Regions from separate parts of the Mus musculus genome. Here region 1 is linked to region 2. Evidence: chromatin contacts called from ENCODE POLR2A ChIA-PET data. All regions are on one chromosome and are shown on one strand. Each heading gives the region's core, a stretch centred on a gene start or an enhancer-like site at or near the end of the contact. The rest is flanking DNA. Distances are from core to core; before and after follow the strand shown.

The links. ChIA-PET counts read pairs that join two places held with the same protein, here RNA polymerase II (POLR2A).
Region 1: POLR2A ChIA-PET joins it to region 2 with 20 read pairs in Patski. The contact joins the promoter of Cntd1 here to the promoter of Plekhh3 in region 2. POLR2A ChIA-PET finds 5 or more read pairs at or near these places in 3 of 5 experiments (Patski and embryonic stem cell).

The regions. Positions count from the first base shown.
Region 1 is chr11:101,277,807-101,280,812 of GRCm38, reverse strand. Cntd1 (cyclin N-terminal domain containing 1) reads right to left here and starts at 1,610. Exons shown (of 7, transcript NM_026562.2): 1 at 1,333-1,610. The coding sequence starts at 1,507. Coa3 (cytochrome C oxidase assembly factor 3) reads left to right here and starts at 1,865. Exons shown (of 2, transcript NM_026618.2): 1 at 1,865-2,099; 2 at 2,361-2,843. The coding sequence starts at 1,886. The coding sequence ends at 2,473.
Region 2 is chr11:101,170,118-101,173,171 of GRCm38, reverse strand. It overlaps Plekhh3 (pleckstrin homology domain containing, family H (with MyTH4 domain) member 3), which reads left to right and starts at 1,800. Exons shown (of 13, transcript NM_001346769.1): 1 at 1,800-2,447. The coding sequence starts at 2,286. Ccr10 (chemokine (C-C motif) receptor 10) reads left to right here. Exons shown (of 2, transcript NM_007721.4): 2 at 1-174.

The DNA of each region.
Region 1 (3,006 bases), core at 361-2,860, 110 kb before region 2:
TGTGTAAGTGCTGCTCCAAATGGCACCACGAGGCTGCCAGTCTCTGAGGCTCAGCCCTTTGACAGTCATCTTTCCCATCTTCATCTCTTAAACGAAAAACTCAGATTTTTAGATTTTGCCTCTGAGCTGTTTTAAATCCACTCTTGCCTTCCTCTCTGTCATCACTCTGACTACACACAGGCTCCCCTAGCTCACCTCCCAACTCAACTCCAGCCTTTAGACCACATACAAAATCATTTTTACCAGGGGGAAAATGACAGCCACATTGGCCCCCTCATTTACATTTCAGTGGCTTCGCTCAGCAGAGATGGCTTAGCAGTTAAGAGCACTGGCAGGTCTTCCAGAAAACCTGGGTTCAATTCCCAGCACCCACATCAGGTGGCTCACAACTGCCTATAATTCTCAATTCTTCTTTTTTCCTGCTAAAACAAGTATAAAGTTCTCTCCCCTGACAGACATTCAGACCTCTGCTTGGAATGTCTCCAAACTACTTTCCTGGCCTTACTCTCTATTGCTTCTCCATATGCTCTGGTCAACCTGGACAACTAAACCCTCCGCTCCCAGCCTCCCTCTTGTTTTCCCAAGTTTTATTCATGGTATCATTCAATCCCTGGACCTCATCTTACCACTCCTTTAAATTCTCATAGTAGCTTGTATTCTCTGTGTCAATCACTCTAACCGTTATTTGTATCCACTTGCTCATATGTTAACAATTCCCACCTAAAGACTACATAGTTTGAGAGCAATGGCTAGATTGCAGTTCCCTCTTTCTATACCAGGCAATGTAAATGATAAGCACTCTAAACACGTTTATGGAAAGAAGAGTAAAGGGGGCTGGTGGTGGAGAGATGGCTCAAGCAGTTAGAAGCACTGGCTACCCTTCTAGAGGACCAGGGTTCAATTCCCAGCACCCATATGGCAGCTCACAGCTGTCTATAACCTCAGTTTCAGGTGATTGGATACCCTCATACAGACATACATTAATTTTAAAAGGGGGGGGACTCCCCATGATGCCGTGTGCTTTTAATCCCAGCATCTGGGAGTCAGAACATCTGTCAATTCCAGGCCAGCCTAAGCTACAGAGAGTGTTCCAGGTCATGACTCCACAGTGAGACTTTGTCTTTAAAAATAAAAATAAAAAAAGGCACGTGGGGAGTGGTGCAGGGAAGTGGGGGTTAAGAAATAAAAAAAAGAGTGCTAGTAAGCCTCGTTCATCGCTTATAAGCCCCACGACCTCGCACAACAAGAGTACTAGCAAAATATTTGAGTGAAAAACAAAGATCAACGCTCCCCTGCCTCCCGTAAACCTGACTCCCCACTCTGCATCCACACCCACGATCCGGGTCTCCCTGAAGCTGCCCGTCCGTCCCGCAGCCTCCTTCACGGCTTGCTCGTTCTGCTGGGCCAAGTGAAGCAGGGCGTTTTCGATAGTCTCTGTGGTAACCACTCCGAACTGAAAGTCACTACAGTTCACCAGCCTGGGCCTCAAGGGTCCTTCCATATTCATAAGTCTTTCGGAGTACTTGGACAGTTTACGGGATCCATAAACTGGCCTCCTTAGCTTATTTCCAGAATCTTCTGCCACACCTTGGATTCTTCCTTCCCTTTCTATATGTTTGCCCTCGCTTCGAATCTGAGAAAAAACATAATGTCCACCACGGCTTCGAACGGTCAACAGCTTTTCGCGCCCCAACTGACACAGAGAGCTCAGCCAATCAGAAAGCAGGGCGCTTTTCACCTTTCCTGTCCCTCCTCTAGGGCGGAGAGACCCTGCCTCTACCCAGAAAACTCCACGTGGACTACAGCTCCCAGAGTTCCTTGCTGAAGTCAAAGACTACAATTCCTGGCGAGTTCCGGGCTTGACGGCTTAGGGCGGAGCAGCAACATGGCGGCCCCTGGAGCTGGTGACCCTCTGAATGCTAAGAATGGAAATGCTCCATTCGCTCAGCGCATCGACCCGTCGCGGGAGAAATTGACCCCAGCGCAGTTGCAGTTTATGCGGCAGGTGCAACTTGCCCAGTGGCAGAAAACACTGCCACAGCGGCGGACCCGGAACATCATGACCGGCCTGGGCATCGGGGCCCTGGTGTTAGCTATTTGTATCCGTCCTGGCTATACCGCATATGGGGTTAGGGAAAAGGGAACAAGACGTGTAGCTTTTAATGTGCGGGCAAATGAGGTTCATGCCTAATCTTACTATATATACGCAGCGCGTATTGGCTTAGTAATAACAATTGGTTAAGGGTTCAAAAGGAGCAAAAGGGTGGCAATCCAAAATCATTAATTTGGGAAAACAGCAAGGGTGGCTAGACGAAAGGAATGCCCATGTGCTTTGTGGTTTCCTGAACCCACTCCGTCAGATGGTTACACCTTCTACTCGGTGGCCCAAGAGCGTTTCCTTGATGAGCTGGAAGATGAAGCCAAAGCTGCCCGAGCCCGTGCTCTTGAGAGAGAGCGAGCTTCGGGACCCTAACTGTATGGACCATCTTCAAACTGCTGGATCCCCTGTATATGTTGAATGATGCCTGGTGGTCTTACAGCATCACTGGCACACTAACGTCGGACTGTGTGATTGAGCCCAAGAAGCCAGAGACTATGCATTTGGCCGCTGCCAAGGGGGGGATTGCTCACTTCACGTGCAGTTTGTCCAGTTACTCAGCCCTTTTTATTTCCTTGTTTGAGAGGTATGCAACCTTGCCTTTACCCAAACTTTGTGGTTTACCCCTTCACCTCCCAGGGGCCCCGACTCTTAAGGGGGAGGGTGTGGCTTAACTGCAGCGTTGGAACCTTAAAGTGGGAAAGATAGGGTCAAGTTAAAGTAATAAAATGAGTCATGTCTCCCGAAGCCAAGCTAGTGTGTGGGGGCAGAGAGACATATGGCACTTCACGCTGGAAAGCTCCCTGGCACTAGCTGCAGCGGTGGCATTGCCCCAGGGAGCTGTAAATGTTTAACTAGAATTACTTTTTCCGTGAGATCTTTCCACCTGATTTAAGGGAGAGATTACT
Region 2 (3,054 bases), core at 551-3,050:
TAGCAAGTACCTAGATCCCAGCGTGTGAAATGTATGGGGTGATGCTGTCCCCAGCTGTACGTGCGTGGGTCTGGTAGAGGCTGGAGGCAAGAGATTCTAGTTTGGGGTAGGTTTTTGGATCCCTTCTAAAGTCCTGCTGTGCAAAGAAAAACGCTAATTAAAAAGTTGAGTCTGATGGTGTGTGGACTGGATACCTGTAGCCCCAGCCACTCCAGAGGTTGAGACAGGAAGATCAATAATAATAACAATATCCTGCCTAAGAAGAAATAGAAAAATGTCAAGGTGGACTTTTCTACCTAGGATATATATATATATATATATATATATATATATATATATATATATGAATGAGGGGGATTGCAATTTGCAAATTTTCCGAGAGGTGTTACTGGGCCTGAGCTCAGAGTGTGGGGCGCTTGCCCACTCTGATTATTTCCCCTCGGGGATCAAGCCAAAGGAAATGAGCATAGCTTGCCAGGAAAGGGGAGGTTAGATATCAGACAGAACTCTCCAGCAGGCAAGTGTCTAGGATCTTGAAGAGGAAGGGAGGTTATAGTTGTGGTCTGGCCCTCAGAAATCTCAGCATACACCACTTCAATCTGGAAGTACCATAAGGATGGCTTCTAGAGATGGTGCATTGATTTCTGGTCCTTGCTTTGCACAACTGCCAGGATTGTGCTCCAATGAGACAGTTCTTCCCAGTTTAGAATTCGGTCAGCAAAGTCAGACCACCGCTCCAGCCTGGAGTCTAGGGGCAAAAAGGGCGTGGCGTCCCTAGGGAGGCGTTGGCCTGAAGTCTGCACTTCGTCCAGCCTAGCCTAGCCCAGCCCGGCTAGTCGTGTGTCCTAGAGCCTCTGGCGGTGTAAAAGACTTAAAAATTTGGCCTCTTGGAGTCAGAAACGAGGAGAAGCTCGAAAACTGCGCAGATCCTCCAAGAGGCGCACACTACCCACCGGAGCGGACCTGGAACCCTCCGCCCGTAACCGCGGGAATCGCCGCTGAGTCAGCAACGCGCTCGAGTATGTGCGCGCTCCCACTGTCTAAGCTGTAGCGCGAACCCCGCCCTGTATTCTTTAGCGCCCTTGTTAACCCCTTCTTGTTCAGAAATGCAGCATAGTCGCCCTGAGAGGCCTCTGATCTATTGATTTTCTTAAACCACAGAATCCCCGAGCATGCCAAACCACTCTCCCCATTCCAGTTCAATGCCCTGTAAATTCACTTTTATTTCAGATCTTTGTCTGAGGCTTCCAGGAGTTCCTTTCTCAGCTTTTTCATCTCAAAAGTGGAGGTGGCTAAGATCTAAATCTGGACCCTTTTAACTCCAAGGATGGAGCTGCCTTTGCAGCTAGCTAACTCTCTCACACGCAGGTGTGGAATGCCTTGAAGGTAGTAAGGCTCTTTGTAGGGATTCCAAGATGTGACAGGTAATCACAGGTCAATAGCCTAGCTTCCTTCCAGCTTTATGCCCTTCCTTTTCCAGACCTTCGAAAAGGGTTTTTTAATTTGCTGCTTGGTGAGCCAAGAGTTAAAACAAGAGCACGAAGGCGGTCCTACGTGACGCCACAGACACCCCGTGTCCGACCTCAGAAGCTCCCTCCCCAGTCCCCCCCCCCCCCGCCCCTCCCTACTGTCACTCAGCCAGAGACACATGATGCAACCCGCCGCGGTTTCAAGCTTGGGATTGGTCTCCCTGACCGGCGCCAGGAACAATGATTGGGCAGAGGAGGCTGTGACGCAACGTAGACCCTACCCTGTGAAGAAGGGAGGAGAAAAAGAACAGGGAAGGCGGAGGGAAGGAGGGGGGGCAGAGAGGGAGGCGGGGTCTGGGAACTCTGCCCGCGCCCCCAACGCGCCAGTCCCGGGGCTGCAGGGAGCGCAGCGCGCGCCGCCCGGGCCCCGGCCACCGGACGCCCTACCGGACACCACCCTCCTTGGAGCTTGGACAACCGCCCACCACGATTGCTGCACCAGACACTGCTCCTACAGAGCTGGACACTACAACGAACACTACTTCCCAGCTCCGGACATTGCTCCCGGCTCCCTTCCCCCGGCCCTGGACGCTATCTCCCCCCTCCTCTGCCCGGGCCCAGACAGCGAGCCCCCAGCGGGCTCTGGTGATAGTCCTTTTGCACCTCAGCGCTGGACACTGCCTCCTTCCGGCCCCCTTCTTTCCTCTCGTCACACCTCTTCTCTACCCAGTTCGGGTCGGAGTACCTCCAGTTTCTCAGATTCCCTGCTGCTCAGGCAACACTGCCTGCGCCCCCATTCCCAGGCTGCTCGCCCGGATGCCTCTCCCCGGGGGATTGTGGTGGCTTCTCTGCTGCCGTCGAGGCTTCACTCTTCTGCACCGGGACTACGGGGACGGCGAGCTTAGCGGGGACGGGGACGAAGACGAGGACGACGAGACCTTTGAGCTAAGGACCCCGAGTCCAGCGGGCGGCGGGAGGGTAAGTCTACAGGGATTTAGAACCGAGTTCAATCTTTCTCACTACAACCGGCCGTCACGCCTGAGCCTGCTCCATACTTGGGCCAAACGCAGTCCTCTTGGCCAACTGCAAATGTGGGGGAGATTCTTGTCTGAGGGCCAGAGCCCCGGGAGCTCCAGGGGCAAGTAGCCCTACTAGGGATGCGCCTGTGGGCTTCGCGCTGCACACAAGGCGCTGTCCACCTGCTGGGGGCCCTGAGGCAGAGGAGGCGTCACGCGTGGCCCAACCTGGCCCTGCCTCTCCCTTCCCTGCCGGGCCCGCGTCCCATCCCGTCTCCTTCCGCCTCCGCCAGAGCCAAGGAATGTGGCGAGGCCGGCTGGGCGGCTGGAACGCCTGGGTTCGCTCTGCTCTCAGTTCAAGAGCACTGGGGCCAGATGCGGGAGCTCCCACCGCAGTATCCTGGGCGAGGGCAAAAAGACATCCTAGAATTGGGGTCTGCATCAGGGACCCCACAAAGAAAAGGCTCGGGACGATGGCCCTTTGAGGACTTCTCATTATTCCGCCACTTAAGACAGAACTCTCTGCCTTCTCTGGTGAGGTTCCTGGGAAACCAGAGGGAATGGGTGAG